Linked DNA regions of Homo sapiens: region 1 is linked to region 2. A link is an interaction called in ENCODE POLR2A ChIA-PET data of the cell type or tissue named here. Cell type or tissue: A673. All regions are shown on one strand. Each heading gives the region's core, and the rest is flanking DNA. Links, peaks and the distances in the headings are about the cores only.

Region 1 (5,681 bases), core at 521-5,520, 56 kb after region 2:
CAGGTGGCTGTACCATTTTGCATTCCCATCAGCAATGAATAAGAGTTCCTGGCTGGGTGCAGCAGTTCACACCTGTAACCCCAACACTTTGGGAGGCCAAGGTGGGAGGACCTCTTGAGGCCACGAGTTGCAGACCAGCCTGGGCAATATAGTGAGATCCCATCTCTACAAATTATAAAAAAATATGGCCGGGTGCAGTGGCTGACATCTGTAATCCCAACACTTTGGGAAGCTGAGGCAGTTGGATCACCTGAGGTCTGGAGTTCAAGACCAGCCTGGCCAATGTGGTGAAACCCCGTCTCTACTAAAAAATACAAAACTTAGCTGGGCGTGGTGGCAGGCGCCTGTAATCCCAGCTACTCGGGAGGCTGAGGCAGGAGAATCACTTGAACCTGGGAGGCAGAGGTTGCAGTGAGCCAAGATCGCACCACTGCACTCCAGCCTGGGCAACAGAGCAAGACTCTGTCTCAAAAAAATAAGTAAATAAAAGAAAAATAAAATAAAAATAAAAATAAAGAATAAAATAAACATGGCCGGGCGCGGTGGCTCAGGCCTGTAATCCCAGCACTTTGGGAGGCCGAGGTGGGCGGATCACAAGGTCAAGAGATTGAGACCATCCTGGCCAACATGGTGAAACCCCATCTCTACTAAAAATACAAAACTTAGCTGGGCGTGGTGGCGCATGCCTGTAGTCCCAGCTACTCGGGAGGCTGAGGCAGGAGAAGCACTTCAACCCAGGAGGTGGAGGTTGCAGTGAGCCGAGATCGCGCCACTGCAATCCAGCCTGGCAACAGAGCGAGACTCCATCTCAAAATAAAAAAAATCAGCCAGGCGTGATGGTATGCACCTGTAGTCCAAAAAGTTCCAGTTGCTCTACATTCTCCTATTTGGTGTTGTCCGTTTTGTTTTGTTTCGAGATGGAGTCTCTCTCTGTTGCCCAGGCTGGAGTGCAGTGGCACGATCTCGGCTTACTGCAACCTCTGCCTCCCGGGTTCAAGTGATTCTCCTGCCTCAGCCTCCCGAGTGGCTGGGATTACAGGTGCCCACCACCACGCCCAGCTAATTTTTGTATTTTTTTGGCGGGGGGGCAGGGGGACGGGGTCTCATCTTGTTCTGTCACCCAGGCTGGAGTGTAGTGGCACGATCTTGGCTCACTGCAACCTCTGCCTCCTGGGTTCAAGCGATTTTCCTGCCTCAGCCTCAAAAGTAGCTGGGACTATAGGCACATGCCACCATGCCCAGCTAATTTTTTGTATTTCTAGTAGAGACAAGGTTTCACAGTGTTAGTCAGGATGGTCTTGATCTCCTGACCTCGTGATCTGCCCGCCTCGGCCTCCCAAAGTGCTGAAATTACAGGCGGGAGCCACAGTGCCTGGCCATTTTTGTATTTTTAGTAGAGATGGAGTTTTATCATGTGGGCCAGGCTAGTCTTGAATTAGTGACCTCAAGTGATCTGTCTGTCTTGGGCTTCCAAAGTGCTGGGATTCCAGGCATAAGCCACCATGCCCATCCCATTCTTATTTTTATATATTATTTCTTTATTTTTTATTTGTAAGATGGAGTCTTGCTGTGTTGCCCAGGCTGGAGTGCAGTTGCATGATCTCAGCTTACTACAACCTCCACCTGCTGGGTTCAAGTCATTCTCCTGACTCAGGCTCCTGAGTAAACTGGGATAACAGGCACACACCCAGCTAATTTTTCTATTTTTAGTAGAGACAGGGTTTCACCAGGTTGATCAGGCTGGTTTTGAACTCCTGACCTCATAATCTGCCCACCTCGGCCTCCCAAAGTGCTGGCATTACAGTCGTGAGCCACCGCGCCCGGCCTATTTTTATTTTTAATTTTAGACATTCTAATAAATGTGTAATGGTATATCCCATGTGTATGTATATGTGTGTTTTATTTGCATTTCCTAATGACATCTTTTTATATGCTCATTTGCCACTCATATACTTTTATAAACTTCTGTGGCAAAATGTCTGTACAGATCTTTTGCCCATTTGTTTTTCTTATTGCTAAGCTGTAAGAGTTCTTAATATATTCCAGATATGGCTGGGCAGTGTGGCTCACGCCTATAATCCCAGCACTTTTGGTAGGCTGAGGCCAGAGGATTTCTTGAGGCCAGGAGTTAGAGACCAGCCTGAGCAACATAGTGAGCCCCTTGTCTCTAATAAGAATTAAAAAAAATGAGTTGGCGGTGGTGGTGTGCACCTGTATTCCCAGCTACTTGGGAGGCTGAGGCAGGAAGTTTGCTTCAACCTAGGTGTTTGAGGCTGCAGTGATCCAAGATCAAGCTATCCAGACTGGGCAACAGAACAAGATTCTGACTGGAAGAAAAAAATAAAAATGAAAATCGTAGGCCCAGCACCGTGGCTCATGACTGTAATTCTAGCACTTTGGGAGGCCGAGGAGGTTGGATCACGTGAGGTCGGGAGTTCGAGACCAGCCTGGGCAACATGGCAAAACCCCCGTCTCTACTAAAAATACAAAAATTAGCTGGGCCTGGTGGCACATGCCTGTAATCCCAGCTACCCGGGAGGCTGAGGCAGGAGAAGCAGTGGAACCCGGCAGGCAGAGGTGGAGTGAGCTGAGATCGCGCCACTGCACTCCAGTCTGGGCAACAGAGCAAGACTCCATCGCAAAAAAAAAAAAAGAAAAGAAAAAGAAAAGAAAATTATGTATATGTATATATGTATGTATTCCAAATACAACTTTTTATTTTACAAATGTTTTCTCCAAATCTGCGACTTGCTTTTTCATTCTCTTTATGGGGTCCTTCCTCGTTTTTTTTTTTTTTCTTAACTACTGATCATTATTCTATTGTATGAATATGTCATGACTTATTTAGCCAAGCTTAGGTTGATGGACATTGATGTTATTTTGTTTTATTTTATTTTATTTTTTGGAGACAGAGTCTCACTCTGTCACCCAGGCTGGAGTGCAGTGGTGCGATCTCGGCTCACTGCAACCTCCACCTCCCGCGTTCAAGCTATTCTCCTGCCTCAGCCTCCCGAGTAGCTGGGACTACAGGTGCATGCCGCCACGCCTGGCTAATTTTTTTGTATTTTAGTAGAGACGTTTCACCATGTTGCCCAGGCTGGTTTTGAACTCCCGAGCTCAGGCAATCCGCCTGCCTCGGCCTCCCAAAGTGCTAGGATTACAGGCGTGAGCCACCACGTCCGAACCATTGATGTTATTTCTAAACTTTTGTTATTACAAACTGTGCTTCTGTTAATATCCTTGAATTCACGTTGCTGTTTCTTTTTTTTTTTTTTCTTTTTTTCCTTTTTGAGACAGAGTCTCGCTGTCACCCAGGCTGGGGTACTGTGGTGCCATGTCTGTTCACTGCAGCCTGCAGCCTCCGGCTCCTGGGTTTCAACGATTCATGATTCTCCCCTCGAGAGGAGCTGGGATTACAGGCATGCGCCACCACGCCGGGCTATTTTTATTTCGTCATGTTGGCCACGCTGGTCTCAAACTCCTGAGCTCAGGAGATCTGCCGGCCTCGGCCTCCCAAAGTGCTGGGATTACAGGCGTGAGCTGCCACACCTGGCCTCATGTTGCTATTTCTTTTCTTTCTTTTCTTCTTCTTCTTCTTCTTTTTTTTTTTTTTTTGTTTTGTTTTGAGACGGAGTCTCGCTGTCGCCCAGGCTGGAGTGCAGTGGCGCGATCTCAGTTCACTGCAGGCTCCGCCCCCCGGGGTTCACGCCATTCTCCGGCCTCAGCCTCCCGAGTAGCTGGGACTACAGGCGCCCGCCACCTTGCCCGGCTAATTTTTTGTATTTTTAGTAGAGACGGGGTTTCACTGTGTTAGCCAGGATGGTCTTGATCTCCTGACCTCGTGATCCGCCCGCCTCGGCCTCCCAATGTGCTGGGATTACAGGCGTGAGCCACCGCGCCCGGCCTCTTTTTTTCTCTTTCTTTCTTTTTTTTTTTTAGATGGAGTCTTGCTTTGTCGCCCAGGCTGGAGTGCAGTGGTGTGATCTCGGCTCACTGCAACCTCCGCCTCCTTGGGTTCAGGCTATTCTCCTGACCTCAAGTGATCCACCCGCCTCGGCCTCCCAAAGTGCCAGGATTACAGGCATGAGCCAGCGGCCCAGCCATTACGTTGTTGTTTCTTTGTTTTTTTTTTTTCTTTTTTCTTTTTTTTTTTTTTTTTTTGAGAGGAAGTTTCACTCTTGTTGCCCAGGCTGGAGTGCAATGGCGCTATCTCACTGCAACCTCCGCCTCCTGGGTGCAAGCAATTCTCCTGCCTCAGCCTCCCAAGTAGCTGGAATTACAGGCATGTGCCACCATGCCTGGCTAATTTTGTATTTTTAGTAGAGACGGGGTTTTTCCATGTTGGTCAGGCTGGTATCAAATTCCCAGCCTCAGGTGATCTGCCCACCTTGGGCTCCCAAAGTGTTGGGATTACAGGCGTGAGCCACGGCGCCCAGCCTACATTGTTATTTCTAAGAACCATTTGTTTTTCCTTTCCCATGAACTGTCTGTTGCTATCTTTTTTTTTTTTTTTTTTTTTTTTTTGAGACGGAGTCTTGCTCTGTCGCCCAGGCTGGAGTGCAGTGGCACGATCTCGGCTCACAAAGCTCCGCCTCCCGGGTTCACGCCATTCTCTTGCCTCAGCCTCCCGAGTAGCTGGGACTACAGGCACCTGCCACCACACCTGGCTAATTTTTTTGTATTTTTAGTGGAGACGGGGTTTCACCGTGTTAGCCAGGATGGTCTTCATGTCTTGACTTCGTGATCCGCCTGCCTCGGCCTCCCAAAGTGCTGGGATTACAGGCGTGAGCCACAGCGCCCAGCCTGTTGCTATCTTTTAATCATTTTTCATTGGGTTGTTAATCATTCTGCTATTCAAAGTAATTCCTTACATGTCATGAAATTTGTGAAATCATCCTCTCTGAGATGCAAATTTTTTCCAGTTTATCATTTGTCTTTGTATTTCCTCTTATCACATTTTTTATTTTCCTGAGTCAATGAATTGATCTTTTCCTTTAAGGATTCCGAATTTTGTGTTATAGTTAAAAGAGTCTTCTCCACTTCAGAGTGATACAAACATTCTTGCAGGAATTCTTCTGGTACTTTTATGGTTTCCCGTTATTATTATTTTTTTTTTTACTTTGACACAGGGTTTCACTGTTGCCCAGGCTGGAGTGCAGTGGTGAGATCATAGCTCATTACAAGCTGACAGGGTGGCTCATGCCTGTAATTCCAACACTTTGGGAGGCTGAGGTGGGTGGATCACTTGAGGTCAGGAGTTGGAGACCAGCCTGGCCAACAGAGTGAAACCCCATCTCTGCTGAAAATGCAAAAATAAGCCAGGTGTAGTGGTGTGCGCCTGTAATCCCAGCTACTTGGGCTGCCGAGGCACGAGGAATTGCTTGAACCCAGGAGGTGGAGGTTGCAGTGAGTTGAGATCGTGCCACTGCACTGCAGTCTGGGCGACAGAGCGAGACTCTGTCTCAAAATAATAATAGTAATAATAATAGTTCTCTGCAGCCTCGAACTCCTGGGCTCAAGCAATCCTCCCACCTTGGCCTCCCACAGTGCTGGGATTATAGACATGGGTGACCATGCCTGGCCAGTTTCCTTTCTTTTTTCTTTTTCTTTTCTTTTTTTTTTTTTTTTTTGAGACGGAGTTTCGCTCTTGTTGCCCTGGCTAGAGTGCAATGGCACGATTT
Region 2 (5,681 bases), core at 390-5,389:
TAATTATTGATTGAGCACCACCACTGAGCTGAGTGATAGGGATACAGCCATGGGATAGAATAGACACTTTGCTCTACTTTCATGGAGCTTATAGAGTCTATCCAGGGTAACAAATTAATTATTACCTTCGTGGAGCCTATGGAGTCTATCCAGGGTAACAAATTAATCACGTAATTCCACAAATAAAAAGTTACAAATGGGTATAAAAACTCAGAAAAGAACAGAGAGGTAACAGGCACAATGACTCACACCTGTAATCTCACCACTTTGGGAGGCTGAGGCTAGAGGATCTCTTGAGGCCCAGGGTTCAAGACCAGCCTGGGCAACATAGTGAGACCTCATCTCTACAGGAAAAAAAAAAAAGAGTAGGAGAGGCCGGGCGCAGTAGCTCACGCCTTTAATGCTAGCACTTCGGGAGGCCGAGACAGGCGGATCACAAGGTCAGGAGATTGAGACCATCCTGGCTAACACAGTGAAACCCCGTCTCTACTAAAAACACAAAAAATTAGCTGGGCGTGGTGGCCGGTGCCTATAATCCCAGCTACTCGGGAGGCTGAGGCAGGAGAATCGCTTGAACCCGGAGGTGGAGGTTGTAGTGAGCCAAGATCACGCCATTGCACTCCAGCCTGGGTGACAGAGCAAGACTCCGTCTTTTAAAAAAAAAAAAAAAAAAGTAGTAGAAAGCCGTTGGAAAGTTTTACAGCGATTAGTGACATCATCAGTTTTACTAATAAAATAAATACTCTATGGAGAATTAGAGGAGGGGAGGGAAATTAGGCAGGGATGCTGCAGCTGGGAGAATTCTTCCCAAAGTTTTTAAAGTCTCTTATTTTCTTCCCATAGTTAACCTTTGTTCTTTATCTCACCCCTTTCCTTAGCTCCTGACTACTCTGCACATCTTTTTGTTGGGCATTTTGGATTCTTAGGTCCCTGAATGTATCTCTCTGTTTGTCACTATGCTCCAAGGGTCCAAGGTTCACTTCATACACTGGGCACACTGAAGGGCGTTCTTCCACCTTCTCAAAGAGCATGTGGCTTTCTTTCCTTGGTTCTTCCCATTCTCCAGGCTCTGGCTACAGTTGTACCAGGCTGACACCCGCCGGAAGATCCTCAGCTATGAACGCCAGTACCGCACATCAGCAGAAAGAATGGCCGAGCTGAGACTCCAGGAAGACCTGCACATTCTTAAAGATGCCCAGGTTGTAGGAATGACAACCACAGGTAAGAAACTGTGGAGAAATTTGCCTGTTGCATCTAAGTTCACTTCTGGTGCCAGATTATCTAAGGACAGGTAAAGAGGAGCTTCTTTGGTAGGTTAGAGGAAAATACCATGAAAAGCTACTGAAAGCACCCATATTTTGAGAACTCTTGGTGAAATTCACTCACTTTCGCCAGGCGCAGTGGCTCACGCCTATAATCCCAACACTTTGGGAGGCCAAGGCAGGTGGATCACCTGAGGTCATAAGTTTGCAATCAGCCTGGCCAACATGGTGAAATCTCATCTCTACTAAAAATACAAAAATTAGCTGGGTGTAGTGGTGGGTGCCTGTAATCCTGGCTACTCGGGAGGCTGGGGCACAAGAATCACTTGAACCTGGGAGGTGGAGGTTGCAGTCAGCTGAGATCGCACCACTGCACTCCAGCCTGGGTGACAGAGTGAGACTGTCTCAAAGAAAAAAAAAAAAAGAAAAAAGAAATTCACTCACTTTCTCCTGCTGGGTTTGAAACTCCAACAGTGACCAACACAGTTTTAATGTTCTGGAGACCACCCAGAACACTATAAGGACCAGCTGTCGCTGATGCAGGTTCAGGGAAGATACAGAAGTGGATTCCCAGAGGCCCAGTGGCCCTGTGGGTCCTGTGCCTCAGCTCAGAGGAGCCTTTCTCTTCTTTCCTCACTTGAGGTGCTGCCAAATACCGCCAGATCCTACAGAAGGTGGAGCCGAGGATTGTCATAGTGGAAGAAGCTGCGGAAGTCCTTGAGGCCCATACCATTGCCACATTGAGCAAAGCTTGCCAGCACCTCATTTTGATTGGGGACCACCAGCAGGTAAAACGAGAGTCCCCCTAGAAGATGGGCTGGCTCTCCGTGGGGGTGAGATCATAAAGGAAGACCCTGGCCTCTGCTTCAACAGTCCTCAAGCTTATTAGTAGCTTCTTGTGATTCCTCTTGTCTTCACCTCCCACGTTCAGTCTAAGAGCAGATGCTATTAGATTTGGGGTATATTTTAGTGGCAACGTCATTTATTTCATCCATTCCCTCTGCTATTTACCTAGTCCACCATGGCCTCTTGAGTGGACTGTATTGTAATAGCATGCTCCTCAGTCTCTCTGCTTCCATTTTTGCTACCTTTTAATGCACTCTACATAAAGGAGCCAAAGTGAATTTTTTTAAAAAAAAGGTAGATAGATAATATCACTTTCCAGCTGAAAACCCTCCAGTGGTGTCCCATTGCACTTGCATAAAAATCAAGCTTCTTAAAGTGGCCCACAAAGGCTTATGTGATCAGGTTTCAGCTTATTTCTCTGACTTCATCCCATTTGCTCTTGGTGTCCCACTGTGTCCTTTCCGCTCCCCATTATGGATCTTGCTTTTCAAATGACTGAAGAACTGGCAACTTCTGCCATGCTAGTGTCTACTCAGATGTCACTGTTCAGAGGCCTAGCTAGAAAAAACCCACCATGGGGCACTCTGTCATATCACCTTTAGTTCTACTAATCCTTAACCCTTGTCATTATTAATCCTTAAACTGTGAGTATGTAGAATAGTGCCTGGCACATAGTCAACACTTGAAAAACATTTGATGGTTGGTTGGATGGATGGAAGTATGGATGGTTAAATGACTTTATCAGTAGAGAATCCTCAGCCATGTTTCTCTTCTCAGCTGCGCCCCAGTGCCAACGTGTATGATCTGGCCAAGAACTTCAACCTTGAGGTGTCCCTTTTTGAACGGCTAGTGAAAGTAAACATTCCCTTTGTCCGTCTGAATTACCAGGTGAGAAGCTGGGCCTCTGTTGTTACCAAATGCCCAGGAGAAAGCTCCTGGGAAGCTGCCAGTTGCCAGCAAAAGAGGTCTCATATAAATAAAAATAATTTAATACTGAAATGACTCTGTCAACCTTACATTTTCTGTTTTAAAACACCACAAGATCACCGTGTTGAGTTTTTGTTGGACAAAGGAGCTGTTTATGTTATGCTTTCTCCTTATTTTTTTCAAATGATAATCTCTATCTCTCTAGATTTTCTTTCCTTTTTTTTTTTAAGAAAAATAGAGGCCAGGTGCGGTGGCTCACACCTGCAATCCCAGCACTTTGGGAGGCCAAGGTGGGCAGATCACCTGAGGTCAGGAGTTCGAGACCAGCCTGGCCAACATGGTGAAAGCCTGTCTCTACTAAAAATGCAAAAATTAGCCGGGCATGGTGGTGGGCACCTGTAATCCCAGCTACTCAGGAGGCTGAGGCAGGAGAATTGCTTGAACCTGGGAGGCGGTGGTTGCAGTGAGCCGAGATCATGCCACTGTACTCCAGCCTGGCAATAGAGCTAGATTCTGTCTCAGAAAAAAAAAAAAGAAAAGAAAAATAGAGGCCAGGTGTGGTGGCTCACACCTTAATCCTAGCACTTTGGGAGGCCAAGGCGGGCGGATCCCTTGAGTTCAGGAGCTCGTGACCAGCCTCGCCAACATGGCGAAACACTGTCTCTGCTAAAAATACAAAAAATTAGCCAGGCGTGGTGCCTCATGCCTGTAGTCCCAGCTACTTTTGGAAGGCTGAGGCAGGAGAATCACTAGAACCTGGGAGGCAGAGGTTGCAATGAGCTGAGATTGCGCCACTGCACCCCAGCCTTGGTGACACGTCTCAAAAAAAAAAAAAAAAGAAAGAAAAATAGAGATGAGGGCTCACTATGTTGCCAGGCTGGTCTTGAAATCCTGACCTGAAGTGATCCTCCTGCCTTGGCTTCCCAAAGTGATGGGATTACAGATACAAGCCATCACAACTGGCCCTCCCTAAATTTTCTAACAGCAACCTTATCTTTAAAGAAATTGTCCGTGTGTGCTCTGCCCATGTTTCTAATGACATGCATGTGTTTTTTCAGCACCGTATGTGCCCTGAAATTGCCCGCCTTTTGACCCCCCACATTTACCAGGATCTGGAGAATCATCCATCTGTTCTTAAGTATGAGAAGATTAAGGTGAGTCTGTCTTACCCGATCTTTCTTGGATGGTGTCAGCAACCTAAAAAGGCTATAATTTCCTCAAGATAAAAAAGCTTTTCAGCGGCCAGGCGCGGTGGCTCACACCTGTAATCCCAGCACTTTGGGAAGCTGAGGTGGGCAGATCACTTGAGGTCAGAGTTCGAGACCAGCCTAACTAACATGGTGAAACCCTGTCTCTACTAAAATACAAAAACTAGCTGAGCATGGTGGCAAGCACCTGTAATCCCAGCTACTCAGAAGGCTGAGGTGGGAGAATTGCTTGAACCCAGGAGGTGGAGGTTGCAGTGAGCTGAGATCGTGCCATGCTACTGCACTCCAGGCTGGGCAGCGGAGAGAGACTCCCTGTCAAAAAAAAAAAGAAAGCCTTCAGAAGGGAGTAGAGCCAGCTTTTTAAAAGCTGGTTACTGGGAGAAAATTGAAATACAGACCAGGGTTTTTTAATCCCAATTCTGCCTGTTAGCCATGTAACCTTAAGCAAGTTATATAAGAATTCTGGCCAGGCGCGGTGGCTTACGCCTGTAATCCCAGAGCTTTGTGAGGCCGAGGCGGGCGAATCACAAGGTCAAGGGATCAAGACCATCCTGGCCAACATGGTGAAATCCCATCTCTACTAAAAATACAAAAATTAGCTGGGTGCGGTGGCATGTGCCTGGCTGGGTGTGGTGGCTCATGCCTATAATCTCAGCACTTTCGGAGGCCAAGATGGGTGGATCACCTGAGGTCAGGAGTTGGAGACTAGCCTGGCCAACATGGTGAAACCCCGTCTCTACTAAAAATACAAAAATTAACTGGGCATGGTGGTGGGCGCCTGTAATCCCAGCTACTTGGGAGGCTGAGGCGAGAGGATCGCTTGAACCTGGGAAGTGGAGGTTGTGGTGAGCCAACAAGACCGTGCCACTGTACTTCAGCCTACGCAACAAGAGTGAACTCTGTCTCAAAAAAAAAAAATTGTCAGCTGAGGCCAAGAGTTCAAAACCAGGCTGGGGCACATAGCAAGACTGTCTCTTTTTTTAAAATAAATAAATAAATTCTGAGTATCAGGTTCTTCTGGACAATAAGAATAATGGCTCCTGCCATATCCCATTACTGTATGGAAGGAGGTAATGTATATAAAGCAGTCAGCACAGTGGAGTGCTCAGTAAGTTAGCTGCTCTGTCATTATCATCATCCTCCTCACAGCACTGCTTGTTCTTTCAGCTATAATGGTTGGATTGTGGATGGCTGTTTTATTTTCTATTTTTTTTGAGATGGAGTCTCACTCTGTCTGTCACCCAGGCTGGAGTGCAGTGGCATGATCTCGGCTCACTGCAATCTCTGCATCCTGGGTTCAAACTATTCTCCCATCTCAGCCTCCTGAATAGCTGGGATTATAGGCGCCCACTACCACGCCCAGCTAATTTTTGTATTTTTAGTAGAGACGGGGTTTCACCATGTGGGCCAGGCTGGTCTCAAACTCCTGACCTCAGGT

The links. ChIA-PET counts read pairs that join two places held together with the same protein. Peaks named below come from ENCODE experiments on the same cell type or tissue, not always from the same donor. Only the 100,000 strongest peaks of a DNase experiment are listed, where the experiment ranks them.
Region 1: POLR2A ChIA-PET joins it to region 2 with 5 read pairs; 11 of 35 experiments call an interaction of 5 or more read pairs at or near these places.

The regions. Positions count from the first base shown.
Region 1 is chr20:49,194,379-49,200,059 of GRCh38, reverse strand. It overlaps a transcript of STAU1 not described here. Among named protein-coding and RNA genes, the nearest start is that of STAU1, 8.9 kb to the right of the region's middle. In A673, for the core only: no CTCF peak of the experiment used is centred there; no DNase peak of the experiment used is centred there.
Region 2 is chr20:49,250,035-49,255,715 of GRCh38, reverse strand. ZNFX1 (zinc finger NFX1-type containing 1) reads left to right here. Exons shown (of 14, transcript NM_021035.3): 10 at 1,067-1,221; 11 at 1,905-2,050; 12 at 2,886-2,996; 13 at 4,094-4,189. Among named protein-coding and RNA genes, the nearest start is that of ZNFX1, 25 kb to the left of the region's middle. In A673, for the core only: no CTCF peak of the experiment used is centred there; a DNase peak (open chromatin) is centred at 2,565; H3K27ac peaks cover 1,443 bases.